Linked DNA regions of Mus musculus: regions 1, 2 and 4 are each linked to region 3. A link is a loop called in an ENCODE intact Hi-C map of the cell type or tissue named here. Cell type or tissue: heart. All regions are shown on one strand.

Region 1 (5,000 bases), 140 kb before region 3:
AATTCACTGTGTAGATTAGGCTGGCCTTGAACTTAGAGAGTTCTATCTGCCCCTGCCTCCCAAGTGCTGGACATAAAAGTGTGGGTAACTATGCCCCGCATACATTTTTAAAAAGGGTTGCAGGGCTGTGATGCCCTGGTACTATGGCCTTGCTGCCTCTCCACACATGCCTTGCGTGGTTGCTGTGCCTTGTTCAGCCTCCCTGCATCCAGAGCTTCTTGGAGGAACTAAAGAGAGCAGGCATGGCACCACGCTTCTCTCCAGACTTCCCTGCGCTATCTGGAGAAGAATGTGTAGACTTGGTCCTGAAATTTTCTCAAGTTTTTAAAGAAATGTTGGTTTTATGTGTGTGGGTGTTTTGCCTCTGTGTGTGTGTATACCATATGTACGCTTGGTGCCAGTGGAGGTCAGAAGAGAGAGTGGAACATCCTAGGACTGGACTTATGGATGGTTGTCATGCCTGCCATGATGCTGCTGGGGAAAACACGTGGATCCTATATAAGAACGAGTGCTCTTAAATGCTGAGCCATGTCTCTAGTGCAGTTTTCAGGAGTTGTTGTTTGTTTGTTTGTTTTGAGATGGGGGTCTTGTGTAACTCAGGTTGCTTCACTATGTAACTGATGTTACAATGAATTCCTGACCTGTTTTTATCTCCTGAGTGCTGAGGGTCACAGGTGTAAGGGTTACCATATCCCACCTCAAATTTGGCTTTACCTTCTGGGGACCGGTCAACAAACACACTTGTAACTTTCTGTCATATACAGAGGTTTCAAGGGTGCACTGATTGGCTGTCGTGTGTCCTCCAGCCTCCCTGCTCTGAGGCACTTGCGGTTCCTACACAGAGGGCATGACTACGGATACAGAGCATCCTTGCCTTCCTCTCTTCCCTCACAGCACTTTGCCTTGGAGCGAATCTTTATTGCTACATAGCTCCTTGGCTAAGTCCGTCATCCTGTGCTAGCACAAAGCTTACGGCCCGTCCTGCTTGGGTCTGCTCACTTCCTTCCTCCCCTCTCCTTTCATGTGCATGAGCCTGTGCTCGTGTGAGCGAGTTCATGTGTATGCAAAAGCACCTCTGACACAGGACCAACCCTCCTTCACTCAGTGGTAGCAGTTGGGATACCCTTCAATTGTGATGACACCTCTGGCTTATGTAAAAGGTAAACTTGGTGGGCTGTGGGCTGACACCAAGGTAGGTGAGTCAGATTCCTCTTGCCTGAAGGTTGAGAATGAAATTTCTATCCACTGGCCAGTCTGGCGATTCACACTCCCCACACTCCCGACGCTTGGGAGATGGAGGCAGTGGGGTCAGAAGTTCAAGGCCATCCTTGACGACATAGTTGAGTTGAGGCTAGCCTTTGATACAGAAACAGAAGGACCCTGTTTGTAAAACGGAAAGTGAGGAAGAAACTAAGACATTCCCAGATAAAGAAACCAATGGAATGTTTTGATAGGGCCTCGGAAACTGCTTTTGCTACAAAGCCACTGACTCCTCTCTTGGCACCCACAACTGAAGTAAGTACTCAATGACCTGTGACCTGGATTTAATACCACATGGAAGACGGCAGCAACCAACCCCGGAAAGTTGGCTTCTGACTTCCACATGTGTACTTTGGCACCAAAGGACCTCTCTCTCTCTCTCTCTCTCTCTCACACACACACACACACACAATCACAACGTTTTCTTTCTTACTTTTTTTAAAGTAGAAGCAGGCAGCTGGAACTGGTAACTCACTTGAACCCCAGGCTTTGGGAGGCAGAGGCTGGAGGATCTCTCTGTTAGAGGATAGCCTGGTCTACAGAGTGAGTTAGCCCCAGGACAGCCAGAACTACACAGAGAAACCTGTTTTGGGAAGCAAAACAAAAAACCACAAAACAAAACAAACAAATAACAAGCAAGCAAGCAAACAAACAAGCAGGCTGAATAGCAGGACACCCCTGCCTCCATTTTGTGTCTTTCTCCACTGGAGTTGCCTCCTTACCTCTGTATGTAGACCATCAATCACTCAAGCTAATGTTTGTACCACTCCCCTCTGAAATGAACTGAGGCATGTCAGCTTTTTAGTGTCTCAGACACCTGAAAGATTCCTAAAGTCACCAGTTACTCTAAACTTGGAACCACCTTGGACTTCAGAACAGCTGAGCGTCTAAGGACAGAGCCATCCCTCACCACCAGGGGGCACTGGTTCACTACAGAGGTGGCTCCTGGATCAGGAATGGTTCCCTTCTGAGAACCTGAGTGTCCTGTCAAGCAATAAGGATTTCTTCAGGCCACTTGCAAAAGCAGAACTCAGGCAGGGATCAACCAGATCCCATTAATTACACATAGCTCGTTATTCCTGGTTATTATGGACTAAGATCACTAGACCCTTTTATCTCTCCCACTTTCCAGCATACACTTAAAAGTAAATAAATTTGTTCACTGTGTGTGTATAGGCACACACTCGAATGTGTGGTTTTTGGAGACAGAGTTTTTCTTCTGCATAGCCCTGGCTGTCCTGGAACTCGATCTGTAGACCAGGCTAACTTGAACTCAGAGATCTGCTTGCATCTGCCTCCCAAATGCTGGGATCAAAGGTGTGCCTCACATGCCTAAGCTTAGACTTTAATATGCAAGAGATAACAAAGCGGCCGGGGTTAAAATATGGTCCTTCCCAGCATTATCTTCAGTCTCCCCTGCAACATCATCTGACAAACTGCAGGACTGTGAGAAACCTCTTCCTGGGAGGACAAAGATATTCTTCCTTGCTATCCCTCCTAAACTAGGTTGGAATTTTTCCTGCCTCCAACTCCTGGCTGCTGTATTACAAACACATGCCGCCAATCAGCATCGTTCTCTCCTCCTCCGCAGAAACCAAGGAGGGCCTTTTTTTTTTTTTTTTTTTTTTTTTTTTTGGTTTTTCGAGACAGGGTTTCTCTGTGTAGCCCTGGCTGTCCTGGAACTCACTCTGTAGACCAGGCTGGCCTTGAACTCAGAAATCTGTCTGCCTCTGCCTCCCAAGTGCTGAGATTAAAGGCGTGCACCACCACTGCCTGGCTTTAGGAGCCTTTTATTTTAGATTTATTTTTAGTGTTTTCCTTGCATGTATGTATATCCACCACCACATACATGCCTGGTCATGAAGAGGTCAGAAGAGGGCATTGGAACTCCTGGAACTGGACAGTTGTGAGACACTACTCAGGTGCTGGGAATTGAACCCAGGTCCTCTGGAAGAGCAGCAAAGGCCCATGAACACCAAGACATCTCCACAGCCTCCTGCTTTGTCTTTTAGTGTTTATTTATTCCTGCAAAATCATGAAAACTTCATAAAGCTATTTTTATTCCCAGTACTTTACAATGCCAGTGACAGATGACAATTTGTCTTTTCTTCTGTTCCCTCCTCCTCCTCCTCTTCCTCCTCCTTTTTTTTTAAATAGTTTTTTTTGGGGGGTGGGGTTCAAGACAGGGTTTCTCTGTATAGCCCTGGCTGTCCTGGAACTCACTTTGTAGACCAGGCTGGCCTCGAACTCAGAAATCTTGCCTGCCTCTGCCTCCTGAATGCTGGGATTAAAGACGTGTGCCACCATGCCTGGCTAAAATAGTTTTTTTTTTTTTTTAAGATTAGTTTATTTATTATATGTAAATACACTGTGGCTGTCTTCAGACACACAAGGAGAAGGCGTCAGATCTTGTTATGGGTGGTTGTGAGCCACCATGTGGTTTGCTGGGATTTGAACTCATGACCTTTTTTTAGGTGCTTTTACCCGTTGAGCCATCTCACCAGCCCAGTTTTTTGGTTTTTTTTTTTGGTTTTTTTAACTATTTATTTATTATATGTAAGTACACTGTAGCTGTCCTTAGACACTCCAGAAGAGGGAGTCAGATCACGTTACGGATGGTTGTGAGCCACCATGTGGTTGCTGGGATTTGAACTCAGGACCTTCGGAAGAGCAGTCTGGTGCTCTTACCCACTGAGCCATCTCACCAGCCCCCTGGTTTTTTTTTTTTTTTTTTTTTTTAAGATTTATTTATTATGTATACAGCATTCTACCTGCACATACACCTGCAGGCCAGAAGATGGCATCAGATCCCATTACAGATGGTTGTGAGCCACCATGTGGTTGCTGGGAACTGAACTCAGGACCTCTGGAAGAGCAGTCAGTGCTCCTAACCTCTGAGCCATCTCTCCAGCCCTTTTTGTTTGTTTTTAAGATTTATGTAACTGAGTACACTGCCATTTGTCTTCAGACACCAGAAGTGGTCATCGGATCCCATTACAGATGCTTGTGAGCCACCATGGGGTTGCTGGGAATTGAACTCAAGACCTCTGGAAGAGCAAAGTCAGTGCTTCTAACTCCTGAACCATCCTCCAGCCTCTCTCTCCTCCTCTTCTTCTGTAGTTTTTACTTATTTATTTTTTTCTTTCAGTATGGTGCACTTTTAAAGTTTATTTTATTACTTTACATGTAAGCAGGGTTTTTTTTTTTTCTTGCATCCATACAAATGTATATATGTGCACCACAGACATGCCTGGTGCCCTTAAAAATCTCAGACGAGGGCTTCAGATTCTCCTGAGCCTTGAAGTTACAGGTAACCCTTTGTGAGCTGCCATATGGGTGCTAGGAACCCAATCTACTGCAAAAGCAACCACTCAGCCCACTCTTCAACTCTTAGTGCATTACTTTGAATTATTACTATTTTTTAAGATTTATTTATAATTATATCTAAGTACACTGTGGCTGTCTTCAGATGCACCAAAAGAGGGCGTCAGATCTCATTACAGATGGTTGTGAGCCACCATGTGGTAGCTGAGATTTGAACTCAGGACCTTCAGAAGAGCAGTCGGTGCGCTTAACCACTGAACCATCTCTCCAGCCCTGAATTATTATTTTTTGAGGTAAGTTCTTACTATGATAGGCCAAGCTGGCCTAAAACTTGCTATGTAGGCAAGGTTAATCAAGAACTCACAAAGAAGGATCTATCTGCCTGTGCCTGCTGAGTGCTGGGAATAAAGGTGTAT
Region 2 (5,000 bases), 230 kb after region 3:
ACAAACTCTTAACCACTGTGCCACCCACATCCTTTTTTATTTTCATTAGTTTTGAGACAGGGTCTCATGTAGCCCAGGCTAACCTCAAACTCTCTCTAGAGTCAAGGACGACCTTAAATTCCTGGTCCTCCTGTCCTGCATGTACCTTCTAAGTGCTGGGAATGAAGGTTGGCACCACATGAGGTGCTAAGGAGCCAACCCTGGACTTCACGCATACTAGGCAAGTGCGCTACCAATCACTGTCCATCCCCAGCCCCTCCACATCCCTGTCATTTGTACCTCAGACCTGGTTAACCACCAACTCTCTCTTACCCTCTCTGCCCTTGAGACCAGCCATACTGGTCCCACTCTGCCTTCTAGCTACCCCTTCCTTCACATTCCAACCATCTCATTGTGTAGTTTCCCCACATCTCCCAGCCACTCCATCATTCCCTGTGTCCTCAGGCCCTGGGATCCTTTGTGTTTAAATCAAGTCCTGTTTCCTCCTAACATGCTTGTGATGATCTCAAAAGCTTTGTTAGACACACCCCAAAGAAGCAGCTCCAAGGTTCCTGGCTAGTTTTCAGGGGCCCTGAGCACCTGATGGTTCCAACCTCCTCTAATCTCAGTCAACTCTACCAGAATTCACCAGGGCCCACTCTCAGAATGGTCTCAAGTTGGACGAACAGAATGAGACAAGCTCAGTGGGTACAGTGCTTGCCTACCGTTTGCAAGGGCCTGGATTGCATCGTCAACACTGCATAAACTGGGTACATTGATGCAAGCAACACTCTGGAATTAAGAGGCAGGAAGATCAGGAGTTCAAGGCCATCCTTGGCTACCCAGAAAGTATGAGGGCAGCCTGGGGTACATTATACCCTGCCTTAAAAGTAATAATAGCATACATAAAATGTGGTGCATCCTTTAATCCCAGCACTTGGGAGATAGAGGCAGGGGGATCTCTGAGTTCATCAGTCCAATCTACAGAGTTCCAGGAGAGCCAGGGCTACACAGAGAAACCTCGTCTCAGAAAACCAAAATTAATTAATTAATGATTAATAAATACATACTCCCTGACCCCTAGATGACGTCAGAAAGTTAAACAATTACCAGAGCATATTCTTCAGAGATAAGATCAAGGGCAGTGCTTATCCATATATCCCCACCCCAATAGAAAGCATCTCCTGGAACACAAGGCTACGTCTTCCTGTCTCCTCCTTTCCCTTGCCTCTCCATACTTGGCACTATTGAAGAATCAGCAGCATGGGCCCTGGAGATTGCACTCAGGCTTGGCAGCCCGCTTCTCTGCCCACTGAACCATTACCAGCTCAGACAAGAGGCACTTCCCTCCTCCAGGGCTCCCACTAAGACCCACCCAGTCTTCTGGCAGGTCTGTTTAAGTGGCTCATCCTCTGGAAGGTTCTTTTAACATGACCTCCGTTCCAAGCCCATTTCCCCAGGTTCGCATATCACTTCTCCAAATGTTGCTCAGATGCCCACTAGATTCTGCTCCCCAAAGGCCAGGCAAGAACCGGGGGAGGCATATCCGATTCCAGACGGGGCTGGTAGTACACTTTATCCATCCAGCAAAGAGGTAGAGGCCAGGGAAGAGAGTCGGCCAGCCATCGCCAGCTCTCGTGTGTGGCTATGCTCTTTGGTTCTCGTTTGTTACCACCAGCAGCCTTGCTTTCTCTGTCACTGTCCCCAACCAGACTGAGTCACTGAACTTGCTACCATCCTGCTTCAGCCTCCAGGTCCCTGGGAATACAGGCCTGCTCAAGGACAGCTAGGACACTGAACTTATACTTTATTGCTGGAGAACTTCACATTCATGCCAAGTGTTTTTGAACAAATCCAACCAGTTCCCTCCCTTCCAGTTCCTTCTCTAACCCCCTCCCCAACTTTTTGTTTGCATGGTTGTTATTTTGTTTTTTGGTTTTTTTTTTAACAGAGTTTCATGTTGGCCTCAAACTCACATCAATCCTTCTGCTGCAGCCTCCGGAATATTTTTTATGTGTGTAGCATGCGTTCGAATGTATGTAGGTGCATATATGTGCACGTCTGTATGTGTATGGGTCCTTACTTTTACATTTTTATCATTTTAAATGTTTATTTCTGTGTCTCCGTGGGTACCTGCACACGAATGCCTGCGGCAATGGCTATGCCTGAAGCTAGAGTTTCAGGGGGTTGTGGGCCACCTGCTAGCGTCTCAGGATCGAAGCTCTGCAAGAGCAGCAAGTGCTCTTAACCAGAGTCATCCCTCCAGCTCTGATCCTGAACTTTAGAATAGTTATTATTTTTTTAATCGTGTGTTGTGCGGATTTTAGTAAGAAAGGAAGGAAAAGAAGGGGGGAGCAGGAAAAGCAAGAAGAAGAGTTGCAGAACCGTGCTCCCTGCACTGCTGGAGAGTTTGAGGGGTAGAGACAAGCCCAAAGCCTGAGGCACGGTCACCAAACGTTTCTTCCTCCGTCCCAGACCTAGGATCGCGGTCCTGCACATCGCCTGGTGCCATGACAACGCGAGTACTCGCTCCTCCGAGCGGGTTGTGTGAGAAGCCTGGAACCTCAACAAGGCTCTGTGTAACTTGTCGGAAGGGCGGCTCTGGAGGAAACAGGTGGGGAGATGCTGCCCACCCCGCCCCGGGACGCCCCGGGACCCCAGCCGGCCTCTTCCAGGGGGCAGGAAAGTTGGGCCTGGCTGAGGTCAGGAGCTCCGGGGCCGCCTGACCTGCTGCGCGACTTCTGTCAGGCTCCCCGGCAGGACGTCCGACCGGAGCCCCACCTGGGATAACGGGTACTTCTAACCTAGAGCCTGTCCTCCGGGCGAGCGCTCCAAGAGTCCTTCTAGTACCGGGTTGCTAGGGGCGGTCCCAAGATTCCGCCTAATCCTGGTGACCGTCTGTCCTAGCGCTAGGTCCCGGAAGTGGGCAAAGCTAACGGTGGGGAGGGGCGGGGCAAGGGGCGGGGTAGGAGGCGGGGGAAGGAACGGCCTGATAAAGTGAAGCCGGGCCTCTCTCGCGAGATCTCGGAAGTGGCCGGAGCCCAGAGATGACTTCTTTGGAGCCGGAGAGAATCGTGACGTCAGGCCTCGCTCGCCGGGTCTAGGGCGTGCTAGACAAGGAACCACACGGCCGAGCCTGTCTCGCGAGATTTGGCTCAAGCTTCTTGCGCTTCTCTCGCGAGATCAGGTGGCTCTGGACCGGGCGGCCACTGCGCAGAGTGGAGGTCGTTGGAGTCACTCGTCTTCTTGTAGCTCCTGCCAGTAGCTCCGTGTCCCGCCCGCCCTAGCCATGCTGTCCGCTCTCGCCCGTCCTGCCGGCGCCGCTCTCCGCCGCAGCTTCAGCACTTCGGCCCAGGTACAAGGGGCTGCCTGCCTAGGAAGGAACTCCGGGGGCGGCACACGCGTCCCCGGAGCTCGGCGTTTCTTAACCATCCAAGGCTCACTCTGGACGTCTGGGCCGCCCGGCTCACATCCCGACCAACATGGAAGGGGGACAGAGTCAGTCCAGGTTTCCTCCATAGTCTGCGCTCCACGTAGGTGCAGAAGCCGAGGCTCGCGGTCCGGATGCGAGTTGCATTATATGCAACTTTGCATTGCTTCGACTTAACTGATTTTCTCCTTGAAGCCTCCATGGATGTGAGGCACCAGGAGAGAAATAACGCGGACGTTAACTTCGTAGTGCCGGGGGCTCCGAGGGTGGAGAACGGATCAGGGTCACAGTAGTTTGGGAGATTCGATTGAAATTAGCACAGTCAGTGGCCTTCCCGCCCAGGGATTGCTTGCTTTATGTCCGTTTATGTGGACCAGGCTGGCCTCGAACTCACGGAGTCCAGTCTCTGCCTCAGTACCGGCATTAAAGATGTGCATCAAGCATCGTTTTTCAGAGTGTGTGTGGTGTCATGTGCACATGATTGTACAGAGGCCAGAGAAGGACATCGGTGTCTTGGCCATCACACACTAGACCAGCGAGCGGTTCTCAACCTTGGGATCGAATGACCCTTTCACAGGGGTCCCGTAGCAAATGTTTACATTACGACTCATAACCGTAACAGAATTTCAGTTACGAAGTAGCAATTTTATTTTTAAAAGTAATTTTATGGTTGAAGGGTTCACCTCAACATGAGGAACTGTATTAAAGGGTTGCAGCATTAGGAAGCTTAAGAACCCCTGTTGTAGACTTTATTTATTTATTTATTTATTTATTTATGAGAGTGAGAAGGCCTTTGATGAACCTGCCAGGCAGGGGAACCGGGCTTTGAACTCAGGTCCTTATGCACTTACCCACTGAACCATCTCCTCCACTGGATCTCTTTTGAATTATTCTTGGAGGATCATCCTTGCTTTGGGTAGACTTGGCCTAGGACAGTTACAGCTAAGCTATTTATAGTCAATCTTCTCCTGGGCCAGGGCCTCTTTAACTAGTGCATGTCGGAATCAGTAAAGGAGACCCAGGATCGTGTCAAGAGGGCAGGGTCAGTATTTTTTACAAATCTCTAGCAAAATTGATACAACCAAGGCTTGAGAAACAATTACCATGCTCCGGAGGAGAACTGATCATTCCAGGGAAGTCTACATTTCTTACCATCTAGGTCAGGTCTTCCTGTTTCCCATTCAGTCCATTCATTGAAAAATAAAGATGCAAGGGGCTGGAGAGGTGCTCACAGTTAAAAGTGCTTGCTGATTTTGCAGAGACTAGAGTTTGGTTCCCAGGACCCAAGGCAGGTGACTCCAACCACCAGAGGGTCTGAAGCCTTCTTCTGCCCTCCGTGGGTACCTGCACATAAACACACACACCAAAAAATAATCCAGCTAACATATTACACCCTGGGTGTGGTGATGCATGCTTGTAACCCCAGCCACTCAGGAGTTCCAGACAGGAAGATTAAAAGTTTGAAACCCGCCCCGGTGACTTAGGAGGACTCTGAAAAGAAACTAGCACTAGGGTATACATAGTTCAGTGGTAAACACATGTGAGGCATGCACAAAGCTCTGGGTGCTCAGATACAAAGATGAATGGGAAG
Region 3 (5,000 bases):
ATTCAAGTGCCTCAATTCTATCACTCTGTATTAAGTTCAAACTAAAAAAAAAAAAAAAAAAAAAAAAAAAAAAACATTTTAAAAGTGATTTTGGGTGTATGTATATGGAGGGGTATTCATGGCACGGCTTGAGTATGGAGGTCAGCAGACAACTTGGACAAGTTGGTTCCCTTCCTGGGATGAAACTCAGGTGGCCAGACTGGTTGGCAGGAGCCTTTACCCCTTAGCCACCTCCGCTGGCCGTAAGCTCAAACTTTTATGTCTAACTTATTGCCTCAGTTTTAAGTCGGATGCTATAAAATAGCTCCAGTTTATTTTCTTCTTTCAGTTTAAAAATAAAAGAGGTTGGGGGGGGATATGAAAACTTTTTTTTCTTTTTTTCTTTTTTTTGGCAACAACGCCCAAGGTTCAAAAGATCTGAGAAATTTAAAAAGCTCCAAACTCTATAGACATTGAGAGGTAAGTGGACGGTGGTCTCTCTTTCCCCTCCCGGGGTACAACTACCCCATTTCCCCCCTCAGACACAAGAAGTGGACCCAGGGGTCTCAGAAACAAGAGGTGGTGTAAAGTCCCCTGGGGTGAAAAGGCTTTCTTCCGAGCAAGGTCCATTTATAGAACACACAGGCCCTCCCTATCTCTTCCATCTTTCCTACTCACAGAACACGACAGGGGACCTGCCTCTGGCTGAAGTCAACTCAGATCTTCAAAGTAGAACTCGGAGAGCCAGAGTAGAAGAAATCTACCGGCCCGGCATCCGCAGTGGGATCCGAGGAGTTGTACTCTCAGAAACAGATTTTACATACAGATGAACTGATGACTACACACCCCGAGCCTCACAACTTGATTCAGTCCGATCAATACAGCATGCATAAAAGCCTGAGGTAAAACTGGATAGTGGCTTTTTGTTGATAACTGCGGTGGAATTTTGGCCATCTGCCCTGGTCAGACCAGACAAATAAGGCAGGCGGTCTGCTTATTAGCTGTCAGGCATATTTTGGAGGGTGAAAGCAAAACCTCAAATCAGGAGTCTGAGTATCACTGGACAGCTTATGCCGGCACGCAAAGCTCTGACAATCCAAGCGCCTCAATTCCTACCCCAGGCTGCGCGTCCCCGTTCCTCCAAACCCCCGGGCCATTTTACAAGTTGGACCACACTTCACATTTCTTACGGTCCTTCCCATCACTCAGACCCCTTTGGCCCAGCCTCTGAGGCCAACAGCTGGGGCTGCTGAGAGCCAAGTTAGAGGCACCGTTGAGCGAGATGCTGGGAAGTGTAGGGAGAGTCAATACTAAAGTAAGGCGACCAGAGCCACCCTTCACACCCCCACCTTGGCGTTCCCACACTTGGCAAAAACCAAGCGACTTCCAAGTGCTTCCCCTATCCAGGAGCACCCTTCCGTCAGTCCCCTTTCAACTCCCTTTAGCCTCCCTTGTGACCCCTGATGGTGCTCACTGAGACCGTCCCCTCAGCCGCAGGAATCTGCAGTTCCCCAGAGTGCACCCCGACCCCTATGCCAGTGGAGATGCCCAGGTAGATCCCGAACCTCCCTGGGACCCGCCTAGTTCCCTACCCCAAAATGATTCCGATCGCAGCCACCTTGCCTAATTCCTTCCCGAGTCTGCAAGTCCCACTCCCTTCCAAGCCTCTCTTGCACCCTGCATCACTCCAAGTGCCCCAGGGATGCCCCAGGGTTCTCGAATCTCACCTGAGTCCGCTCGAAGCTCTCGCGCTCCGCAGCCTCCATCCCAGCACCAACTCCGCGGCGGCTCAACACTTTGGGCAGCGGGTTGGATACCTGCTTCATGGAGCTGGCCATTCGGTCCATGTTGTCTGGGTGAACAGAGTCAGGGGCCCTCGGCCGCCCCGGGATCCCCGCGGAGCCTCCCGCCCCTCCCTACCCGCGGGGATCCGGCGCTAACGGGGACAGATTCCGTCTTCCATTGGTTGACAGCGCTGTCCATCTCCCTCAGAACCCACCCCATGTTTCCAAGAGGCTTTTCCCCACACCCCTCTTCCCACTTCGGAGGCGCTCCGCTCACTTCACCCGCTGCCCGCCTCAGGGCGGTCCGCATACTATGACTGGTCTGAAGGTTTGTCCATTATCATTAGTGGGCAGGACCTGGTGGGCTGCTGTCCTAACCTGCCCCCTAGGCTCCGCCCCATAATCGATGCACCGCCTTCCAGGCCTCTACATGCACTGTCATTGGTCTGAAGACTTATCTGTCAACAGGCTGGCTTGATGGGCTGCCCTAACCTTTTCTTGTTGGCTCCACCCTACATCCGTCACTCTTCCTTTGTTCCCACCCCCCAGGACCATAAAAGCACTATGATTGCTCTGAAGGCTTGTCCGTCATGCTAGTGGGTGGGGCCTGGCTGCCACAGACCAGCCCTTGCTGACTCCACCCTACTTCGAAGCGCCACCTCCTGGGCCCTTCTCTGCTGCGGGTTTCTGAGCAGTAGGACCTGCGGTCCAGCCGGCGCCACGAGTTCCCGAGGGGATGGAAAGGCAGATCAAGGGAAGCATGGCTGCACACCATGCTTCACCGGCTTGCTGGGGAACTCTGCGTCAGTGTGGACCCGCGATGGCGGCCTTAGTGGTCCTCGAAGTCCCCTCCTCGTGCATTCCTTTCTGCCCGTTCTGGAGGACCGTTCTGGAGGGTCCCCAAATACTGGCCTGTGATTGCGAGGATCTCCCCAGAGCTTTCCAAACTTTGCTTCGTTCTCACCTTATCTCGGTAGAAACCCCAACAGATGCTCTTTGTTCAACTATGGTAGGGTCCACTCCTCCCATCCTGTTCTGGGAGCACCTACAGACTGGGAAGTGCTCCTCAGCAAAGAAAAAAGTTACAGGTTCTTCACTAACAGAACTAGTGGCACCGTTAAGCATTAAGCAATTTGATGGTGCTATCCATCTAGCTCTGCAATAGAAGCCAGTACAAGTCTCACTTGTACTAGGCAATGTTTTAATTAATGACAATATCAAACTCACTATGTCGCTGAGTCCCTTGAATCCCTGAGCCTCTTGCCTCTTCCATTCAACTGTTAGGATTATAGGCGTGGGCCTCTAGGCTTGACTTTCCTTTAACGTTTTACACACATTTTGTACCTGTGTGTATGTGTGGGACTGTGTTCATACGGCAGCACTCTGTGGAGGTCAGAAAGCAAATTAGATTCTGTTCTCTACCGTGTGGACCCCAGGATCTGACTTGAGTGATAGGCTTAGTGTAGCAACCTACCCACTGAGTGGTCACACCAGGGATGCTCTTTAAAAACAGTGTTTCAAGACGGGTGGTGATGGTCCACAGCCTTAGTCTCAGCACTCAAGAGGCAGAGGCAGATGGATCTCTGAGTTCAAGGCCAGCCTTGTCTATAGAGTGAGTTCCAGGACAGCCAGTACTGCACACACATGCACACCTACATGCACAAAGATAATATTTCACTAAAAAGTTGAGATTGGCTTTGAACTCCCAGAAATCCTGCCTCAGCCTCTTGAATGCTAGGATTACAGGCATATACCTGTATACAGACTACCCACAGACACCCTCCCCCCAGCCTCCCACACTGAAAGAGATGCGGTTTGCAGGTGTGTCGCACCGTGTGCAAGCACATTCGTGCACCTGTGCACATGGAGATCTGAGGCCGATGTCAGGGGTCATCATCACTCTTGAATCTCGCATTGACTTAGGGTCTCATGGAACTCAGGGTTTGTTGATATGGCTAGCCACACTAGCCTGTTGGCTCTGAAGAGTCTCTGTCTCCCACTTCAGAGGCTGGAATTTCTAGGCGGGCCACACAAACCAGCTGGCCTAGGGTCCCGACTGTGGCGATGTGCACACACACCCTTGCTCGGCAATGGCTTTCACTACTGTGCCATCATCAGAAGAGGAGTTTAATTCGAAGCGGCCAATGACTTTTTCTAAATTAAAGCCTGGGTGAAAGTTCACATTTGATAGAGGCATAAAAGAGGAGTGAGCATTTGCAAGCACCAAGAAGGCTTTTGCTGGGCACAGTGGCATTGTGGGCACCAAGTTACAAAGCCTAGATGAAAGTGGTCCGAGGGAGTAGGAGCAAAAGTAGATTAGAATCTTAGTTAGGGCTCCTATTGCTGTGATAAAACACCATGACCAAAAGCAAGCTGGGGAGGAGAGGGTTTATTTAGCTTACACTTCCACATTGTAGTCCATCAGTGAAGGAAGTCAGGGCAGGAACTCAAAAGGGACAGAAGCCTGGAGGCAGGAGCTGATGCAGAGGCCTGAGTGGCTTGCTCCTCACTGTCTGCTCAGCCTGCTTTTCAGTAGACACTGGGACAAGTAGCCCCATCCACAATGGGCTGGGCCCTCCCTGCCATCAGTCACTAATTAATACCCTACAGTTGAATCTTCTGGAGAAGTTGCATTTTCTCAATCGAGGTTCCCTCCTTTCAGATGACCCTAGCTTGTGTCAGGTTGACATAAAACTAGCCAGGACAGCTGGGGAGACTCTAGAACAGAAGAGGAGAAAGCTCTGCCTCTTAAGGAGTCATGTGAGTAAGCTTGTGCCAAGGGGATGTGGGAAGAGGGGCTTCACAGGTCCAGAGTGATAGGAGGATTAGCCGGAGACTGTATTTATTTAAGGGGATGATCTATAAATTGCGTTCTAGGGGGAAGGAATGTGTAGTGTGTTTTGGCACTGTGTGTTGGGGTGGTATGTGTGTGTGTGATATGTGTGTTGGGGGTGGTGGTGGTGTGTGTGTGTGTGATATGTGTGGAGGTGCCTGCAGAAGCCAGATGGGGTGTCAGATTCCTTGGAGTTGTAGATGGTTGTGAGCCACCCTCTACCAAACTTGGGTCCTCATAACTGCTGAGCCCATCTCTCCAGCCCATCTCTCTTCTGCACATCAGAAGATGGCACTAGATCAGATGGTTGTGAGCCACCATGTGGTTGCTGGGAATTGAACTCATGAACTCAGGACCTCTAGAAGGGAAGGGCAGTCAGTGCTTTTTTTTTTTTTTTTTTTTTT
Region 4 (5,000 bases), 220 kb after region 3:
TGCCTGGATGCGTGTGTGTGTGTGTGTGTGTGTGTGTGTGTGTGTGTGTGTGTGCGTGTGTGTGTGTGTGTGTGTGTGTGTGTGTGTGCTGCAGGAGCCTGTTTTCTTCTTCCATCACGTGGGTCCCAGAGATCATCTCACTGGACCTCTTTTTATGGTTTGTTATAAATTTAAACTCAACCCTTTCATAATTATGCTATATAATATGAATAATATTCATTACCCACTTGTCTAAACCAAAATCACCTAGGACACTGGGGGACACATCTCTGAGTGCAAATGTGAGAATGTTTCCAGGGAGAATTAACTGAGGAGGGAAAAAAAATCTATCCTCAATGTGGGGCACCGTTCCATGGCCTGGGGCTGGGACAGAATAAAAAGAGGAAATGGAGGGCCAGTGACTGCAGACCAAACCCTCTGAAACCGTGAGCCAAAGTCACTCTGCTCTCAGAAGCTGCCGGTCAGGTCTTCTGTCACAGAGGCATGGAAGTAACTAATACAGACCTCATGCCGCTTCAATAGAAAATCTCTATAACCCTGCATCCACTAAGACACCCTGACCAGGAACATTGGTTGCAGACCCTCCAGAGTCTGCCAGCAGGAGAAGGGCTCTGGAGTTTCTGGGGCTGGGGAGACGCTCAGACAGCAGAGAGTCAGGGAAGCCCGAGGACCTGAGTTCTGTTCCCGAACCCACATAAGAACACTGGGCTTTGTGGTGTACGCTGTATCTCATCAATGAAGACAGACAGATCCCTGGGGCTCCACAGCAGGCTAGCCCAGCTGAACTGGGGAACTATACATAAGGAGAGAGTCTCAAAAAGATAAGGTAGGGCTAGGAAGTCAGTTCACCTGTCACCAAGTCAGATGACCAGGCCTTCATCTCAGGACCTCTGTACAAACTCTGGAACACACCCACCCTCGAGAAACCAAAACCGTTTAGAAGGAGACCAGCACCTGAGGATCAACATCTAAGGCTCTCCCATGTGTGTACCCACTCATGTGCACCCACACATACACACAAAGTAAAATCACCTAGGGAAAAAAATTAATTAGTTTGATTAAATAAACGAACTTTTTCTCCTGAAGACAAGGACACTTCCAGAAGGAACTTCTCAGGACATAACTGGCAGGGAGCTATCCAGAGGATGAACCTGTGTCTGTAAACCATGATGGGAGAAAACTTGCAGGCATAAGGTGGAATTCATCCCCCTTCCCCATCAGAGTCCAGACAGTAGGTTATGGGGCACCAGCCGTGTCTCTCTTGAGCAAGAGACTATTGGGCCAGAGGCCACGGGGGAGTCGGAATGGCAGTCCCAGGCCACACCTTTAGCCTAGATATCTGCCTCTCCACTGCTAGAGACTTACAGTCAACAGCTGTAGGGTGGCATTAGAGACAGTTAGGGACTCCCACAGAGCCTGGTCACCCTGTCAAGCAGCTTCAGGAGCTACCACACTTACTGTGTCAGAAAAGGCTGTTTGTCAAAACCAGTAGCTGGGCATGTTGGTGAACATCTGCAATGCCAACACTCATGAGACTGAGGCAGGGGGGTGACAGAGTTGGGTTTCCCCGTCCTCAGCCTTACCAATGGTGGGCCTGCAGATGTGTCCTACCACACCTGGCTGAAAGTCAGCATTTTATCACACCTGGCTTCTCAACAGCATCTGCTTTGGTTTGGTTTGGTTTGATTTTTTGAAAGAAGAGTCCCACTACATAGCCCTGGCTGGCCTACATACTACTCCCTACGTAGATCAGGCTATCCTTGAACTCATAGAGATCTGTCTAATTATGTTTCTTCAGTGCTGGGATTAGAGGTGTATGCCATCAGGCACAATCTCCACCCCACCCCCAAAAATCACCATTTTACTTGAGGAAAGTCGCCTCCAGTGGAAGTGTTACATTTGGCTGTCATCGCTTTCTGAGTGGGATACTCCACAGCACAATGCCACCTCTTATAGAGCAAAAGTGGTTTTCTAAATCATATTTACTTACTTACTGACTGACTGACTTGTGTATGGGGACATGCATCTGCCATAGCATATATATGGAAGTCAGAGGACAACTAGTGGGTCTCAGGGATGAGACTCAGGTTGTCAGGCTTGGGAGCAGGCACCTTTATTGCTGAGCCATCTAAGTGGGCCCTGGTCTTAGAGCGCTAGGGTCCAGTTGGTAGTCCTGTGAACAGGCTGGGCAGGCAGTACACACCAGCAGTTCCAGCACTGGGCAGGTAGAGGCAAGAGGCTCAGAAATACAAGCTACAGTGATGCTGAGGCCAGCCTGGGCTACATGAGACCCTGTCTCAAAGAAGACGGTTCCAGAGAGATGGCTCAGAGCGTAAAGACACTTGCTGCCAAACCTGATCACCTGAGTTTGATCCCTAGGACCTACATGGCAGAATCCACATGTATTGTGGCATGTACATTACCATACATACATACATACAACATAATTTTTAAAAGTTGTAATTGTGTGTGTGTGTCTGGGCTGGGGGATGTGCACATGTGCCCTCACCCCAGAGGGGTCTGATGCCTTGCAGCTGTATTAAGGAGAGCTGTGAGGCAGGCACACTACATAAATGCTGGGACTCCAACTAAGGTCCACTGAAGACCAAAGCCATCTCTCCAGTCCAAAATATACAAACATGTGAACAAACAAAAAGGGCTAAGGATGTAGCTCAGTTGGTAGAGAGCCGGCCCAGCGTGGCTTTGGGTGCATGACATGGTAGCGTGCGCTTGTGATACCAGCACTCACAAGGTGGAGAGAGGGCTGAAGTCCAAGGTCATCCTCAGCGATGCAGTGAGTTTGAGGCTAGCGGGCTTCATGAGACTCTGATTTAGAACTAGCAAATACAAACTGTAGCCCAAAGGAAAAGAAATTTCCAAGCCAAAGACCACTTGGAAGGCTAGACGGCGGGTGTTGTTAAAGGTGGGGCGTTAGCGCCACCCAGTGGCACAAAGTGTCAATGTTCACCCTCATCCTGTCAGCATGGGTCATCATCCCCAAACTATGGGCTGAAAGACAATAAGCCAGCTTCAAAACGTTCATTGAATGTCTTGTAACTGGCTACATATGTTTTTAGGGAATCTTCTGGTTTTTACTTCTTTATTCATTTATGTGTGTGCATGCATGTGTATGTGTTTTACCACACACATGTGGGTATCAAAGGACAACTCAGAGGAGTAAATTCTCTCCTTCCACCATGTGGGTCGTGGGGATGAAACTCAGGTTGTTAAACTTGGTGGCAAGTGCATTTGCCTGCTGAGCCATCCTACTGCCCCTGCCCCCACCCCCTTGACCTTGGGCCTTGTGCATGTGTGCATGAGAGGCAAGTGTTCTATCACTGAGCTATAGCCCTGGACAAAGTTTATTTATTTGCTTACTGAGATAAAGTTTCACTGTGTGTCCCTGACTGTCTTGGAACTTGCTCTGTAGACCAGGCTGACCTCAAACTCACAGAGATACCCCTGCCTTTGCTTCCTGAGTGTTGAGGTTAATGGTGTGCTATCTATCTATCTATCTATCTATCTATCTATCTATCTATCTATCTACCTACCTACCTACCTACCTACCTATCTACCTACCTACCTATTTTTATGACTATTTATTTATTTTTTGAGACAGGGTTTCACAGACCTTGAACTTGCTGTGCATAGCTGGTAGCAGCTTTGAGCACCTGCTCCTTCTGCCTCCACATTCCAAGTGTGTCCCATCACACCCTGTTTAGGTGGTATTGGAGTGGACCGAGGGCTTCTTTTTTGTTTGTTTGTTTTGTTTTGTTTTGTTTTGTTTTGTTTTGTTTTGTTTTGTTTTGTTTTTCGAGACAGGGTTTCTCTGTATAGCCCTGGCTGTCCTGGAACTCACTCTGTAGACCAGGCTGGCCTTGAACTCAGAAATCCACCTGCCTCTGCCTCCCGAGTGCTGGGATTAAAGGCGTGTGCCACCACGCCCGGCTTGGACCTAGGGCTTCTTGCATGCCAGGGGAATACTCCACCGACTAAGCTACAGTCCCAGCCCAGGGTTTTGTTTGTTTTCATTTGAAACATGGTCTCACTCTGCAGCTATCCTCAAACTCAGGGTAATCCTCCCAGCAGACACTGTGATTACAATTTCTAGAGAGAAACATTTGGGTTTCCTGGAGGAGTGGCCTCTGAATTCTGAACCCATTTTGTTATTTAGGGCCACTGAGTTTGGGATCACATGTTGTGTGCAGCCATAGAGTGTTCACTGCTAGGCATGTGAGTGATTTCACCTTCTCCTCCCCCTATCTTTCATACGTGTGTGTGTGTGTGTGTGTGTGTGTGTGCATGTTTCTGCATGTGTAGATGTGCACGTGTTGCAAGAGATGGCTTAGTTAGTAAGCTGAGGACCTGAGTTCCACCCCCAGAGTCTGTGTAAAAGCCAGGCACAGTGGCACACTTTTGCAATGCTGGCACCAGGAAGGCAGGGACAGGTGGCTTCCTGGGACTCACTGGCCTGTCAGTCTAGCCTTCTTGACAATCTCCAAGCCAGTAGAGACAGTCCTAAAAAACAAGGCCCTTGAGGACTGACACCCGAGGCTGACCTCTGGTCTCCACAGGCCTGAGCACACACACAGACACACATACAAAGAAGCAAGCTAGAGAAATCACCCTGCTCTCCTTTGTTTCCTCAGGTGATGTGATCACAGCCACACAAAAACAAGAAATACGTACTGTCCACTATTATTTGTGTGGTTGTAAAAACCTACTGGGAAGGCTCAGTTGGCAGAGTGCACTCAGGAAGCAGAGGGAGGTTTTCCAGACAGCTGGGGCTAAGGGTGTGCACCCTCACAACTCAGCTTGAGAGACCCTTTTTCAAACACCACCAAAAGGACAAAAATTACCAGTGTCCTCCTCCTTGTCCTCTCTTTCTACCTCCTCCTCCTCTTCCTCCTCCTCCAGCTGCCGCCGTATGCACAGCTCCAGGGAACTGGTGTTGCTGTCGTACACGATGCAGTATCTCACACACTCCAGGTCTACGGACT

What was found. A loop is a pair of places that touch in the nucleus more often than their neighbours do. Peaks named below come from ENCODE experiments on the same cell type or tissue, not always from the same donor. Only the 100,000 strongest peaks of a DNase experiment are listed, where the experiment ranks them.
Region 1: a loop joins it to region 3, with 3 times the contacts of the local background. A loop is called at or near these places in 12 of 42 quality-filtered maps.
Region 2: a loop joins it to region 3, with 3 times the contacts of the local background. A loop is called at or near these places in 17 of 42 quality-filtered maps.
Region 4: a loop joins it to region 3, with 2.5 times the contacts of the local background. A loop is called at or near these places in 17 of 42 quality-filtered maps.

What each region holds. Positions count from the first base shown.
Region 1 is chr5:135,398,273-135,403,272 of GRCm38, forward strand. It overlaps a transcript of Pom121 not described here. Among named protein-coding and RNA genes, the nearest start is that of Pom121, 6.2 kb to the left of the region's middle. In heart, a CTCF peak has its summit at 2,175 (motif pointing right); a DNase peak (open chromatin) is centred at 2,171.
Region 2 is chr5:135,775,468-135,780,467 of GRCm38, forward strand. Styxl1 (serine/threonine/tyrosine interacting-like 1) reads right to left here and starts at 2,918. Exons shown (of 9, transcript NM_029659.4): 1 at 2,784-2,918. Mdh2 (malate dehydrogenase 2, NAD (mitochondrial)) reads left to right here and starts at 3,182. Exons shown (of 9, transcript NM_008617.2): 1 at 3,182-3,334. The coding sequence starts at 3,269. Gm30205 (a long non-coding RNA gene) reads left to right here. Exons shown (of 5, transcript XR_003955810.1): 5 at 2,455-2,517. In heart, no CTCF peak of the experiment used is centred here; DNase peaks (open chromatin) are centred at 3,114 and 3,754; H3K4me3 peaks cover 3,069 bases; H3K27ac peaks cover 2,398 bases.
Region 3 is chr5:135,543,231-135,548,230 of GRCm38, forward strand. It overlaps Hip1 (huntingtin interacting protein 1), which reads right to left and starts at 1,892. Exons shown (of 31, transcript NM_146001.2): 1 at 1,707-1,892. The coding sequence starts at 1,826. In heart, a CTCF peak has its summit at 2,424 (motif pointing left); DNase peaks (open chromatin) are centred at 1,141 and 2,141; H3K4me3 peaks cover 2,510 bases; H3K27ac peaks cover 1,906 bases.
Region 4 is chr5:135,760,792-135,765,791 of GRCm38, forward strand. Styxl1 (serine/threonine/tyrosine interacting-like 1) reads right to left here. Exons shown (of 9, transcript NM_029659.4): 4 at 4,860-5,000. Among named protein-coding and RNA genes, the nearest start is that of Gm30205, 9.5 kb to the right of the region's middle. In heart, a CTCF peak has its summit at 2,947 (motif pointing left); a DNase peak (open chromatin) is centred at 2,930; H3K27me3 peaks cover 710 bases.